Linked DNA regions of Homo sapiens: regions 2 and 3 are each linked to region 1. The links are chromatin contacts, found by Hi-C or POLR2A ChIA-PET in ENCODE. All regions are on one chromosome and are shown on one strand. Each heading gives the region's core, a stretch centred on a gene start or an enhancer-like site at or near the end of the contact. The rest is flanking DNA. Distances are from core to core; before and after follow the strand shown. Region 1 overlaps LOC102724072 (a long non-coding RNA gene). Region 2 overlaps SPTBN1 (spectrin beta, non-erythrocytic 1). Region 3 holds the start of SPTBN1-AS2 (SPTBN1 antisense RNA 2).

The links. Hi-C counts contacts between places; a loop is a spot of excess contacts on that map. ChIA-PET counts read pairs that join two places held with the same protein, here RNA polymerase II (POLR2A).
Region 2: a loop to region 1 is called in a map of Right ventricle myocardium inferior, with 2.0 times the contacts of the local background. The contact joins two enhancer-like sites. A Hi-C loop is called at or near these places in 1 of 168 maps with a recorded cell type or tissue (Right ventricle myocardium inferior). POLR2A ChIA-PET finds 5 or more read pairs at or near these places in 2 of 52 experiments (CD8-positive, alpha-beta T cell and OCI-LY7).
Region 3: POLR2A ChIA-PET joins it to region 1 with 12 read pairs in activated naive CD4-positive, alpha-beta T cell. The contact joins the promoter of SPTBN1-AS2 here to the enhancer-like site in region 1. POLR2A ChIA-PET finds 5 or more read pairs at or near these places in 4 of 52 experiments (OCI-LY7, activated T-cell and activated naive CD4-positive, alpha-beta T cell).

The regions. Positions count from the first base shown.
Region 1 is chr2:54,435,451-54,439,768 of GRCh38, reverse strand. It overlaps LOC102724072 (a long non-coding RNA gene), which reads right to left. Exons shown (of 4, transcript XR_940094.3): 2 at 4,264-4,318; 3 at 3,850-4,176. Among named protein-coding and RNA genes, the nearest start is that of SPTBN1, 19 kb to the left of the region's middle. Within about 2 kb of position 1,293, at least 7 of the 41 ENCODE cell types and tissues checked have a DNase peak (open chromatin) inside an H3K27ac peak, as active enhancers do.
Region 2 is chr2:54,569,820-54,574,007 of GRCh38, reverse strand. All of the region lies in intron 2 of SPTBN1 (spectrin beta, non-erythrocytic 1), which reads right to left. Among named protein-coding and RNA genes, the nearest start is that of SPTBN1-AS1, 13 kb to the right of the region's middle. Within about 2 kb of position 2,872, at least 31 of the 41 ENCODE cell types and tissues checked have a DNase peak (open chromatin) inside an H3K27ac peak, as active enhancers do.
Region 3 is chr2:54,677,723-54,682,307 of GRCh38, reverse strand. It overlaps SPTBN1-AS2 (SPTBN1 antisense RNA 2), which reads left to right and starts at 2,263. Exons shown (of 3, transcript NR_186176.1): 1 at 2,263-2,484. It overlaps LOC105374653 (a long non-coding RNA gene), which reads right to left. Exons shown (of 3, transcript XR_940104.2): 2 at 553-752.

The DNA of each region.
Region 1 (4,318 bases), core at 44-2,543:
CTACACACTTCTAAGGTTGGCTGCCTGGGCTGCCTGCTCTCCGTGGCTTCATGCTTGGATTCTTACTCCTCTTTTGATTTGTCAAATTTGATTATTAGACCAACAATGGGTTTACCTTTGACCTCACACCCTGCTGACCCCCTGAATGTGGGGATCCAGTTTTCACTCCAGACCCTAACTCAGGCCCTGGAGATCTCAACAGTAGTTCACTGATCGTGCAGTGGCTCTTCTGGTCCCACCTGATCCTGGCCACATCAGCCAATTCGAGACACAAGACCCTGCCAACCACACATGGCAAACGACACATGCCAGCTAGAATCTGGGGCTATTTTCCAAGACAGTCTTGCCTGGCCCTGACCTGTCTGTGCAGCCAACCCATTTCCATTCAATTCCAAACCCTCGATTCACGACCACAATCTTGGTAGTCTCCAGATTTGAGGTTGCATGTGCTTTTCCAGCTATTTAGACTTGGACTTACCTCTACAAACCTTGGTCTTGGTCACCTTTGTGGCTCTCTGTGCTCTCAAGAGCCCTGTGCCTGTCCTACCCCCTCAACAAGGGAAGTCACCCTTTTACTATCATCATTGGGGGGCATTCCATTGGCCTCCTAAAGAGTGGGTATAAGGACAGGCATGGTGGCTTATGCCTGTAATCACAGCGTTTTGGGAGGCCGAAGCAGACCAATTACCTGAGGTCAGGAGTTCAAGACCAGCCTGACCAACATAGTGAAATCCGGTCTTTACTAAAAATACAAAAATTAGGGAGAATTGCTTGAGCCTGGGAGGCAGAAGTTGCAGTGAGCTGAGATCACACCACTGCACTCCAGCCTGGGCAACAGAGAGAGACTCCATCTAAAAAAAGAATGGGTATAAGCCAGTGAAGAAAATTGCTTTAGGGAGAAGGGCTTTTGACTTCTTTAAATCCTGTAAATCAGGAGGTTATTCTCAGAGGGAGATATAAAATGAGGGTTGTATAAATCTGGAGTCTTAGTGTAGTTGAGAAAGTGTTACACACATTTTATAAAGAACAAATGATTTAATCTCCCCCATCATTCTACCAGATGGATTGAGGCCTACTGGAAATATGTTGTGAGGGAAACGTTTATTAGGAGGATAAGGAAAGGACTTAGGACTCTTTTGTGATCCATCTTCCATAAGCAGTCAGTTTGCTTTGTCTTTTGTCTTTTTTTTTTTTTTTTAAAGAAAAAAGAGTATTGGCTCGAACTCCTAGTGCTTTCTTATGTAACAAACAAGTCAGGCAAAGGGCATGCCTTAGTGCAACGTGGACTCGGCAGACTGCCTGCATGATTAGAAGTGCGGGGAGTTGGATGCTCTTGCTCCCTGAAGATTGTCATGCAATTCCTCCTCAAGTGTTGAGCCTCTTTCCGGCAGAAGGGTGCCTTAGGGCAGGCCGTTATGATGCCTTGTCCACTGCTGGCATTCAGCAAGGGTAAGTAAATCATAATAGTTTTATGGTAAGACTACTGAATTTGGAGGCTAGGTTTCCAAAGCCGGTTCTCCTAATTAAATATCTGTAAGTCACATAGCCCATCGGAGTTCCTTTGCTCATCTGTAAAATGATAAGGGTTGATCCCACAATTCCTCTAAGATCCCCTACAGCTCAGAAATTCCCCAACTTGATAATAAATTACAGTTGGTATCTAAGCACTAATTGAAAAATCTATAAACCAGGTAAGATATTCTAGAAATGAATATATTGGCATCTCTCAACAATCAGAGTAATAATTAGAGTTTAAGTTTGATAGAAAATCATCATCTTCTTCTGTAAATTACCAGGATTAAATAAGAAAAAAAAATATAGGAACATCTAGCATGAAGGGTCACAATAAGCTTCAGTTAAAGGGACATTTTCTATCCCAGCATTTCCCAAAATATGATCCTAGAAATACTATTCTGTCATGTAGAGTCACCCATGCAGTTGTGTTCCATGAAGGTCCTTTATAATGTTTTTTCATGTGTGTCTAAATTTAGAATCCAGTCAGATATCACATATTGTGTTTCATTGTCAGGTCTCTTTAGTTGTTTGTAATCTAGAACAGTCTCCATGACTCTTTTCATTTTTCATGACATTGACACATTTTAGGAGTCCAGGTTAGTTATCTTGCAGCATCTCACACAATCTGGATTTATCTGATTGTTGTTTCCTCATGTTTAGCTTCAGATTTAACATGATCCTGAATCTAATCTAGCTATTTCTGGGGGTTGGCAAGAAAGCTATGTAAGTGATGTTCATACTGTTATTTTTTAAATTGTTTTTCTTTTACCCTTAGTATATGATCAAATATTACAGAAATAACATGAGATAGAAATGGAAGGTACTCCAAAATGCCAACCCCCAGAAATAGCTAGTATTTATATTTTAGTCTATATGACACTAGATTTTTTTTCCTCTGCATATAACAAAAATTGAATCATTTTCTAAATCATTTTTATAACTTGCTCTTTTTACATGTTGCTGTATCTTGGAACCCTTTCTGTGTAAGTACATATAGATCTACCAAATTCTTTTCAGAGGTTTGTTTCCAGTGTTTAGCTGTTAGGAACTATGTACATCATTCATGTACATTTGTCTTTGTGTACTTAGGGGAATGTTTTCTATAGGTTACTACTATAATTACTTCTACAGTAGAAGTAAAATGTGGGGTTCAATTTTAATAAGTATTGCAACATTGCCAACACAAAACATTATATCAATTTATACACTTATGAACAATGTATGAAACGACTGTTTTCTCATATCTTATCCTGGTTTTACCTCTTTTAAAAATCTGACTGAGTGCGGTGGCTCACACTGGTAATCCCAGCACTTTGGGACGCCCAGGTGGATGGATCACCTGAAGTCAGGAGCTCGAGACCACCCTGGCCAACATGGTGAAACCCCATCGCTACTGAAAATATACAAAAATTAGCTGGGCATGGTGGGGGGTGCCTATAGTCGCAGCTACTCAGGAGGCTGAGGCAGGAGAATTGCTTGAACCTGGGAGATGGAGGTTGCAGTAAGCCAAGATCCTAGGCTGCTGCACTCCAGCCTGGGTGACTGAGGGAGACTCTGTCTTAAAAAAAAAGAAAAAATCTGTACCAACTGGAAGTGAAAATTTCTGTCTCATCATCATTTGAATTTGAATTTTTAAACTACAAGCAAGGTGGAGTATGTTTTCACATGTTGATTTCCTGCTTTTTGTTCCTCTTCCTGAACTGCCTGGATATTTCCTTTGCCTATTTTCCTATAGAGTTATCTTTTCTTATTGATTTGTAAGATACATTTTTATATTAAAGAAATTAGTAATTTCTTTTCTGTATGTGTAATGATTATTTTGTCCAGTCAATTGGAGCCCTAAGTAACATCCTGTGAAACATGTTCCAAGGAATATAACAAACTTAGGAAAAAGCCATGTTCAGACCCTTCTCTCTGAACTTTCCACATAGGGAGTAGACCAGGGCACTGACTTGATTTTAACCTCTGTGTGAAAGTAAAATATATGTTATGTATTTATACACATACACATGTACACTATGTATAATTGGAGAGTATTTTTAAAAAATATTTTCTTAGTGGTAATTTTTGTTTCAAAAAATAAACTACGTGAAGATACTTTAATAAAAGATCCTTAAACTCCTGGGCTGTGGTGGATTATAAGGTAGAAGTAGAAATTGTTCTGAAGCTAGAAATAGGCTACAGATAAGTAAATCCAATGTCTACAGCTGGCCAAATATTTATTTTCCTATGGCTGTACGTAATTTGGAACTCATCACTCTGGAAGGTCTCAGGAAGCTCTGATAAGAAGAGTATCTTAAGGAGGTAGACTCTATCCACTTAATTTTCTCTCACCTTGAGCTGCTGGATTTAGTTCCACGGCTACGCGTTGGCAGCCTGCAGATTGCACTGTTAGGTGCACTCAGGGCCTAAGTTTAATCTTCAGAAATTTTTCCAAACAGAAATGACTCTGGGCCAGAGGTTCTTTGTTTTTGTTTCTTTCCTGTTCCAACCAAGTTGGATTCCTTTTCTCACAATTTGGATCTTGTCATTGCATTTCATATGAGCAAGACAGCTGGCTTCAGAGATTCCTATATTTGGTGATAGCAAATTATGTTCAGCATTTTTACAAAGTTCTTTTAAATCATTTATCCTGGTTAACTGGACGTGTTGGCTGTGTGCCTGGTACAAAAATTAAAGATTAGTTAATTGGATGCACTAGGTACATTGCTGTCAGCTCAATGTAGAACGCGTGATGAACTCTCTTACCTCCTCTAAGTGCTGTCCTCACTCCTCTGGTCTAAAAGTCATGCAGCTTTTTCTT
Region 2 (4,188 bases), core at 1,623-4,122, 130 kb before region 1:
TTTTCCATACGGGGTTCATGCACATTATTCTAACTGATTCTCACAGCAACCCCAGAGGAGAAGGGAGGGCTGGTGTTCTGTTTTGCAGGTGTACAAAGCACCCCCCTCCCATAAATACATCCATTCAAATCCCATTAGAAAAACAGGATCCGTTTTCCTGTCTCTTGACTTGTTTGTGAGCTTCCTGAGGGCAGAGATAGAAATTACACCCCTGTGGCCCTAGTGCCTGAGCAAAGAGCCGCAGGCAGAGGCCCTCCATAAGGCTGAATATTAAAAAGGGGTTGAGTCATACTAAGAATCATAATTATTCTAATGACCATGTCTCCTAGTAGTCCAAAAGGAGTTCTGTTTCTAACGCAGAAAACCTTAGCAAATGAGTTACACTGTGAATTCCCGCTGAGGGAGGAGGAACAAAGACAGAGGATCCCAAATCAACTGCTGAATCACCGAGTCAGGGGTCCCCAACCCCCAGGTCACAGACCGGTATTGGTCCTGGCCCGTGACCTATTAGGAACCGGCCACACAGCAGGAGGTGAGTGGTGGATGGGAAGCATTACTGCCTGAGCTCTGCCTCCTGTCAGATCAGCAGCAGCATTCTCACAGGAGCCAAACCCTATCATGAACTGTGCATGCAAAGGATCTAGGTTACCACTCCTTAATAAGAATCTAATGCCTGATGATCTGAGGTGGAAGAGTTTCATCACGAAACCAACTCCCCATTTCCTCCACCCTATCTGTGGAAAAATTGTCTTCTACAAAACCAGTCCCTGGTGCCAAAAAGGCTGGGGACCGCTTTACTAAGTGACCTGTGCATCACTTTCCTCTTCCAGAAACATGGAGCAGAACAGCTACTCCTTATAAGCAAAGAGGGAGCAAAGATCAATGACATAATTCACATCTGCAGACAACTATGAGCTCACAGGAAACTGAGGTAAGAAAGGTCATTTCAGAGTCATTTAATGACAACAATGGCTGAGATGAGTATCTGGTGGGGTCTGGGCCCGCCTTCTCATCTGATTCCCAGCACGCTGTGGCAAACACAAAGGCAGTCAGCTTCTAGAGCCCCTTCCCACTCACACTGCTCCTGGGCCGTGGGTCACACTGCTCTAGTGCCCTTCCCTCAACTCCAGCCCTCTCCCTTTCCAAAAACCCATCTGAATTTACTACCCTGATAAAGACTGCAAGTGTATGGTTCTGTAGCCAAGAACTCCTAGTCAAACTGGCTACAGTCAAGCCCACTGCTGAACGAGTATGACTTTTAAAAATTGCTTCCTTGTGTTTCAAGTGAAAAAAATAACATCCCACCTCCAAATTGAAATCATATATGTATATTTGTAGAGGAAAAACAAAGATTTTTTGTAAAGGGGGGCAGAGATTGGGAGGCACAAAGGGCTGGGAAAGTAGTTCATGGGCCAAAAGCAGTTTTCTTTCAGATATGTCTTCAGTTTAAAAGACCAAGTTTGCACATTCGTGTGCTATCTAAGTTTCTGAAGCCCAGCCTCTATTTGCTCAGAGTGTGATTTAACTGCCTGGCTTCTAGCAAAGCATTACTCACACTGTTATCTCTGTAAACAAAGACACTCGCGGTTAGAAAAGCTGTGTTCGTTTTATGGTCACACAACATAAAAATCTGAATAAGCTGCCACACCTAGAAGAATGGATAGATTTCAATTTCCCAGGGTACATTTTTAACATTTTTTTGCTATGTAACCTGATTACATTAGTGTAAATGCATCTTAAAACTTTATCCTGGTCCAAATATTCTTGCCCCATCTCATTCAAAAGAAAGGGGGGAAAAAGACAATGTGATGTCTAATTTCTAGGGGAACTGTTTCTGTCTCCCTAAGTACCTTAGTACCGTGGCTTCCCTCTCCTCTCCTCTTCTCCTCACCAAAGTTTAGTAAATTCCCCAGCACCCAGCAGAGTCCTAGGGAGTATGTGAGAGTCCAACCACAAGAGTTCCCTAAATTTGAGCTTTAAGGGGATGAGGGGAGGTTGTCACTAGGGTCATATTAAACTTCATTTTATCAAAAAAAGTAGATAGGCCCAGCCTAAGCCCTTCCTGGAGTTTTAGTTTAGCCACATCATGGACAAAATTATTTTCATGATGTATTCTTTCATTCAAGACATCATTTATTAAGTGGCTCTTTTCTCAGGGAAGAGGCCCCTGGAAGGAAAACCAGCTAAATCACTTTAAAACATATGCATTACTGCTTATATTACTTTACCTACTCATTCATCCCTTTATTCATGAAACATTTATTTGTATGCCATCCCTAAGAAGGAATACAGAGATACACGCAAACACACTAACACACTATCCTCCTGGGAGTTCACAAATACCCACTGAGTATCAGGTACACAGTAATAGGCAGCCAGCTTCCAGAAGCCCTTTATTTATAGATATGTGTGTGTGTGTGTGTGTGTGTGTATGTGTGTGTGTGTGTGTGTGTGTGTGTGTACATACAATTAGGGAACAGTAATAGGTATCTTCATATATAACTGGGGGACTCACCACCCAGTGTGCCTGGGACTGAGGAAGATTCCCCGGATGTGGAATGTTTGGCACTAAAACCGGAAAACTCCCTGGCAAACGGTGAACTCGTCATCCTCTTAATACAATTATAACATACCTAATTAGGCTTTACAATCACCCCAAGGGCTATTTATTCTTTCCCCCTGAAGAAAATGAGGCTCAGTGAAGTCACTGGTAGAGCTAGGATTTGACTGTTGGTTTATGCAAATCCACGGCCCATGTGTTTCCCACCACCCTTGTTTCTGAAATGAGAGAGAAAACGTCCCACAGCCCTTGACAGGCACGCCAAACCACCACTACAATGTTCTGAGCCACTTCCCTTCCACTGCTCTCCTGACCACCCCCACCACTCTTCACCGCAGACTTCCCACAGCCAGGATTTCATCTGCTTGGCAGTTGTTTGCAGATAGTGTGTAATCTCTCTGTCATTGCAAGACTGAATTGTACAGCAAGTCGTTTAAACCTTTATAGGAATAAACGTCTCCCTCAACAGAAATCAGGGCACCATTTTCAAGCACAAGAAACACACTTTGCACTAGACTTTATTCACATCTCAAATACTATACACTCAAGCTAGCAATCTATAGGAACTCACTGGGATTTAAGAGTTCAACAGACTAGACTTTCAAAGACACGGTAAACTTTAAAGCAGGCCTTCAAAGAATAAAGATAAAAATAAAATAGACCTTCGAAATTTATCTTACTTAAGAAACATAATTCAAAATGTTAAGGTCACATTCCAACAGAATGTTTGGTCTTCTACAATCTTAGCTGTAACCACTGTTGGCACGCCAATTCCACCAAAATCATGTCTATGGTTTGTAGAGAGTTTCAGGCAACATGCACACACACACCTGCAACCAGTCAGTGCTTAAAACAATAGCTCTCACTCCAAAATTCTATCACAGTTGCACTCTTGGTGGAGGGAGGGGGATTCAGCCAAATAAAGATACCACCTATGTAATTTCCTTGCCACCAGCGTAGAACAGAGCCTCCAGACTTTGTATTTATGTTTTGCTCACATTCTTCATGAATAAAGCGTGCCTCAGTGATCCTCAAATTAACTTTCCACTTGCATAATTTCAGCATTAAAAAGGGACTTTAAGGCCAGATCTTTCACAAGGCCTTTGTGAAACCAAATATAGGCCAGCCTGTGTCTCCATGCTACTGTGATTACTGTATTTGCTACTTAAAGGTCTTGTGCCTCTTGAAAATGGGGTTGGGGGAGAGAGAAAGGCTAAGAAGGGCCTTTCAAAGGCAAACACAGTAGAGGCATTCAACACACCCATGGGGGGCAGTTAATATGAGTCTGGCTACAGGAGCGCTCTCTGACAAAGGCGGCTCTCTGACCAAGTGCTGGATGCTCGCTGGCTGCAGCAATAGCTGCTCCAGAGGCTTTTATGAACTTGAGAGAGGAACCAGCATTGTGACCTTCAAACTACATCAAAAGTCACCAGGCCCAAGTGACTGAACCTTCTAATCTTTCTAAAGGGGGGGGGGAATGGTTTCAGTTGGGTGCATTTTCAGGCAAACTAAACACTCTCCCAACATGCTAAAGGAAACCACACCCAGAACAGGTTTGGGGGTGGGGGTGGGAGTTGAGGCACTCAAGTTTACAAGGCTCACCCTGCTGGGCCCTGCCTTGCCATTTA
Region 3 (4,585 bases), core at 1,014-3,513, 240 kb before region 1:
TAAAAGACATCAAAACAAATTTCAGAAGAATTTATTTAAATTTAAACATGGTATTAAAAAGCACAAAATAAATGTGTTATCAGATCTGTGAAAGAAGATTCATGTCCTCAGTTTTGAAGAAATAAAACCACAAGGAAATGAACAGACCTTAATACTGAAACATAAATTTCATACAAAAACAAAACAGCAGACTGAGGGAAATATTTCATTTGGTGTAATTGATAAAAGGTAAAAATCTGGAGAAAACATTTCAATTTATAAGCAAATCATAGTGATGCCAATAAATAAGCAGACTAAGGATGTTGCAGTGGATAGCTTCATTGTTTTTTTGTTTTTGGCAACTGTGGTAGGCAGAATAATGGTCTCCCAAAGATGTCCACATCCTAATCCACAGAAACTACAAATATGTTTAACATTACATGGCAAAGGGGGATTAAAGTTGCTAATCAGCTGACCTTAAAATAGGGATTGTATTAGTCTGCTTTCACACTGCTATAAAGATGCTACTCGAGACTGGGTTATTTATAAAGGAAAGAGGTTTAATTGACTTACAGTTCTGCATGGCTGGTGAGGCCTCAGGAAACTTACAGTCATGGTGGAAGGGGAAGCAGGCACATTTTTCACAAGTCAGCAGGAGAGTGGAGCAAGGAGGAACTTCCAAACACTTACAAAACCATCAGATTTCCTGAGAACTCAATGACCACAGCATGGGAGAAACCGCCCCCATGGTCCAACGGTCTCCCTCCCTCGACCTGTGCGGATTACAAATCAAAACGAGATTTGAGTGGGGACACAGAGGCAAACCATATCAGGGAGAGTATCCTGGATTACACAGGTGGGCCCAATATAATCACAAGGGTCCTTGAAAGTAGATGAAGGAGGCAGAGGATGGCAACAGTGATGCAGTGTGAGAAAGACTTGATCACTATTGCTGGCTTTGAATATGGGGAAGGGGTCATGAGCCAAGGAATGTGGGCAGCTTCTAAATGTTGCAAACAGCAAGGAATTGAAATTTCCTCTAGAGCATCCCAAAAGGAAAAGAGCCCTGCCAACACCTTGATTTTAATGCAGTGAGTTTTTGTGTCAGACTTCTTACTTATGGAAGAACTGTAAGATAATAAATTTATGTTGTTTGAAGCCACTAAGTTTGTGGTAATTTGGTATAGCAGCAAAGGGAAATTCACACAGCCAGCTACTTTTTAAACGCTGTTCCTGTGTTTGCAGAATCTGTAACCTCAAGGGGCAGAACCTTCCTTCTGCAGAATATGAGGTCTTTTCCCAGCTGCACTTGCAGCAAGGGCACAGATCCATGGCCAGTATCTGTCAATTGTACACCTGCATGATTTTGAATTAGAGGCTGGTCATGTGCAGAGGGGAGCCTGGCAGAATCTGTTCTGTGAGGGCAGTGGCAGGGACAGCTGTCACTGCAGCAGCGTGTTGCTGTCAAAGACAGCAATTCCCACAGCAGGGTTTGCGCACAGTATGGTGTCATGGTGGGCACCTGGCAGTGTCAGAGTCCAGTGACGAGTTCCAGGAGCCTGCCCTAGGCTGGACTTTGGACATTTTTCCTGGCTGTATAAGCCCTAAGCCTGGTGCCCTTGTCCTCCTGGAGATTCTGGGAGCCTTAATAAGTTCCTTTTCTGCTAAATTAGCCAGAGTTGGTTTTTGTGGCTTGTGATTCAGAACCCTCAGTAAATCAGATATGAATGAACAATTCAATTCACTCAAAAAGAAAGTGGTGACACATCCCTGTAGTCCCAGCTCTCAGGAGGATCGATTGAGCCTGGGAGGTCGAGGCTGCAGTGAGCCGTGATCATGCCACTATACCCCAGGTTGGGTGACAGATAAGACCCCATCTCAACAAAAAGGAAAAAAAAAAGCAAGAAGAAAGAAGAAAAAGAAAGAAAGGAAGGAAGGAAGGAAGAAAGGAAGGAAGGAAAGAAAGAAAGAAAGAAAGAAAGAAAGAAAGAAAGAAAGAAAGAAAGAAAGAAAGAAAGAGAAAAAAGAAAGATGACAAAAACAGGAGAAAAAGTTGACCCTAGCTAGCAGTCAAAGAAACTCACAGCTTGAGGTGCCATATGATAGTTACTAAAAACAAAAACAATTGTTTCTGTAGCACAACAACGAGAACAGTTCCTCAGATAATGTCATTTCATTCAACTTTTTTTTTTTTTTTTTAATGATGAGAAAAAAATTGATTCTCTGCCAGGGCCACTGTCTGTGTGGTTTGCATGCTCTCCCCACGTCCACAGGGGTTTTGCTCTGGATGCTCTGGTTTTCTCCCACCCCTCAAAGAGGTGCATGTTCAGTTCACCGGCATGTCTACATGGTCCTGGTGTGAGTGTGGGGTGTGTGTGAGTGTGCCCTGCGATGTGACAGTGTCCTGTTCAGGGCTGGTTCTTACTTTAAGCCCTGAGCTGCTGGAATGAGCTACAGCAACCGGAGACTGGAGACTCCGGCAACCTAGAGAACTGTTATTATTGAGTAAGTTATCTTACTTGCTTTTATTTATCTTTCTTAAATGTATGTATAGCTCATATTTATTTCAGTGGTTAATATCAGAAGTGTTTTTTTTTTTTGAGACGGAGTCTCACTCTGTTGCCCAGGCTGGAGTGCAGTGGTGCAATCTTGGCTCACTGCAACCTCTGCCTCCCAGGTTCTAGTGTTTCTCCTGCTTCAGCCTCCTGAGTAGCTGGGACTACAGGCATGCGCCACCATGCCCGGCTAATTTTTGTATTTTTAGTAGAGACGGGGTTTCACCATGTTGGTCAGGCTGGTCTTGAACTCCTGACCTTATGATCCACTCGCCTCGGCCTCCCAAAGTGCTGGGATAACAGTCATGAGCCACCGCGCCCGGCCTTTGGTTTTTATTTAGAATTTTGATGTGTTTGTGACTAGAAATAAACCATAGGAATATTAATTTGCTTGTGGTAAAATTGGTGTTACTTACTTTCAGATTGCAAGAACATATTGACAACCTTAAGTGAGGACTGACTGTACCTTTGTTTATAGCTAGTAACTAAATGGATACACTGTTTGGAAAGTAATTTGGAAAGGAGTAATAGGAATATTTAGCAAAAATCTGTAAACGTGTCCTTAGCTTCTGACCTGGCAATTGCCAAGAAGCTTGGGAGGGTGTTTGGTAAGATAAAAATTATTTGTGTGCTTGTGTTTGAAAATTATTGATGTGGGCTTACAGTGTGTTAAACTAGGGGTGATAAAATTTGCATTAGGACCCCAGAAGCTTTTAGAGAGCAAAGAGATTAGAACCTATATTCAGTTTCCTGAAATGTAAAGTGACTGAAGCTGTCAGAGCGGCTGAGATCAAGGCTCTCTCTGAGGCTGGGCAGGAGAATGACTCCCCTGGGAGAACATTTCCACAAGGGGAAAGTGGTTAGTAGATGCGTACCCTGCACCAAGGCACGTGATTAAAGGGGAATATGGTCTGTGCAGTAGCCATACCAGGGGGCAGTTTATGCCCCCAGAAAACTGCTCTCAAAAAGAACCAAGAGCTGTAATTTTGGGAACACAAGCCTCTTTGGTGGAGAATGGTGTTATTGCTAAATGCTCAGCATCTGGGGAGCATTTTAATGCCTGATGCTGCATCAACTTGTGGAAAACTACCAATAGTCCTTGAAATAAGCATCACAAAGTCTTGTAGAAACACAGCAAAATGTTTATGATGCATATGTAAGTAAAAATTGTATGCAGAATAGGTACTTGTGATGTTTAACTATGTAGGATTTGAGGCATGTGGGCCAGTGGGTTGTTAGAGTTAAAAAAAAAAGGAAGAATGCTTTTTTTTTTTTTGAGACAGAGTCTCTCTCTGTTGCCCAGGCAGGAGTACATGGGCATGATCTCAGCTCACTGCAACCTCCACCTCCCAAGTTCAAGTGATTCTCGTGCCTCAGCCACCCAAGTAGCTGGTATTACAGGCGTGCACCACCAGGCCTAGCTAATTTTTTTTTTAAGTAGAGATGGTGTTGTGCCATTTTGGCCAGGCTGGTCTTGAACTGCTGACCTCAAGTGGTCTGTCCGCCTTGGCCTCCCAAACTGTTGGGATTACAGGTGTGAGCTACCACACCTGGCCCAAGAATGCTTTTATCATACTGTCTTTCCTGTTCAAAATATTGCATCTCTTACCAACATGTTTCACTAAAAAAACATGAGGTCACCAAATGCCTATTTAAGGAACTGAATTTTTATTTTTAAAAATAAAGTCCCCCAAGTGATGCTACTCATCTGTTTCTTTGGGGAATCCCAGATGCCTGAGTTAATGGTCAGAACATCATTTGGCTGGGAAACAATCCATATAGGTGCAACTGTCCCTGGGTGCGTGGCCCCGTGATTGGGTGCAGCTCCCTCTCAGTCAGTTCTCACTGTCTTATCAAGACTCCATCTCTGAAATCTTGAAATGCATCTTGAAATGCAAGGATCCTTAATCCATTTATTCCTTTGACAAACAGAAAATGAGCCCTTCTGTCTGTTCACGCTTCCCCTCTTTCCTCTTCTGAGAAATGGAGGTCTAATTGCTGGCATGGGAAAGAGCCTTGTTTTAACCGTCAGCTCCGCCCTAGTGGATGGA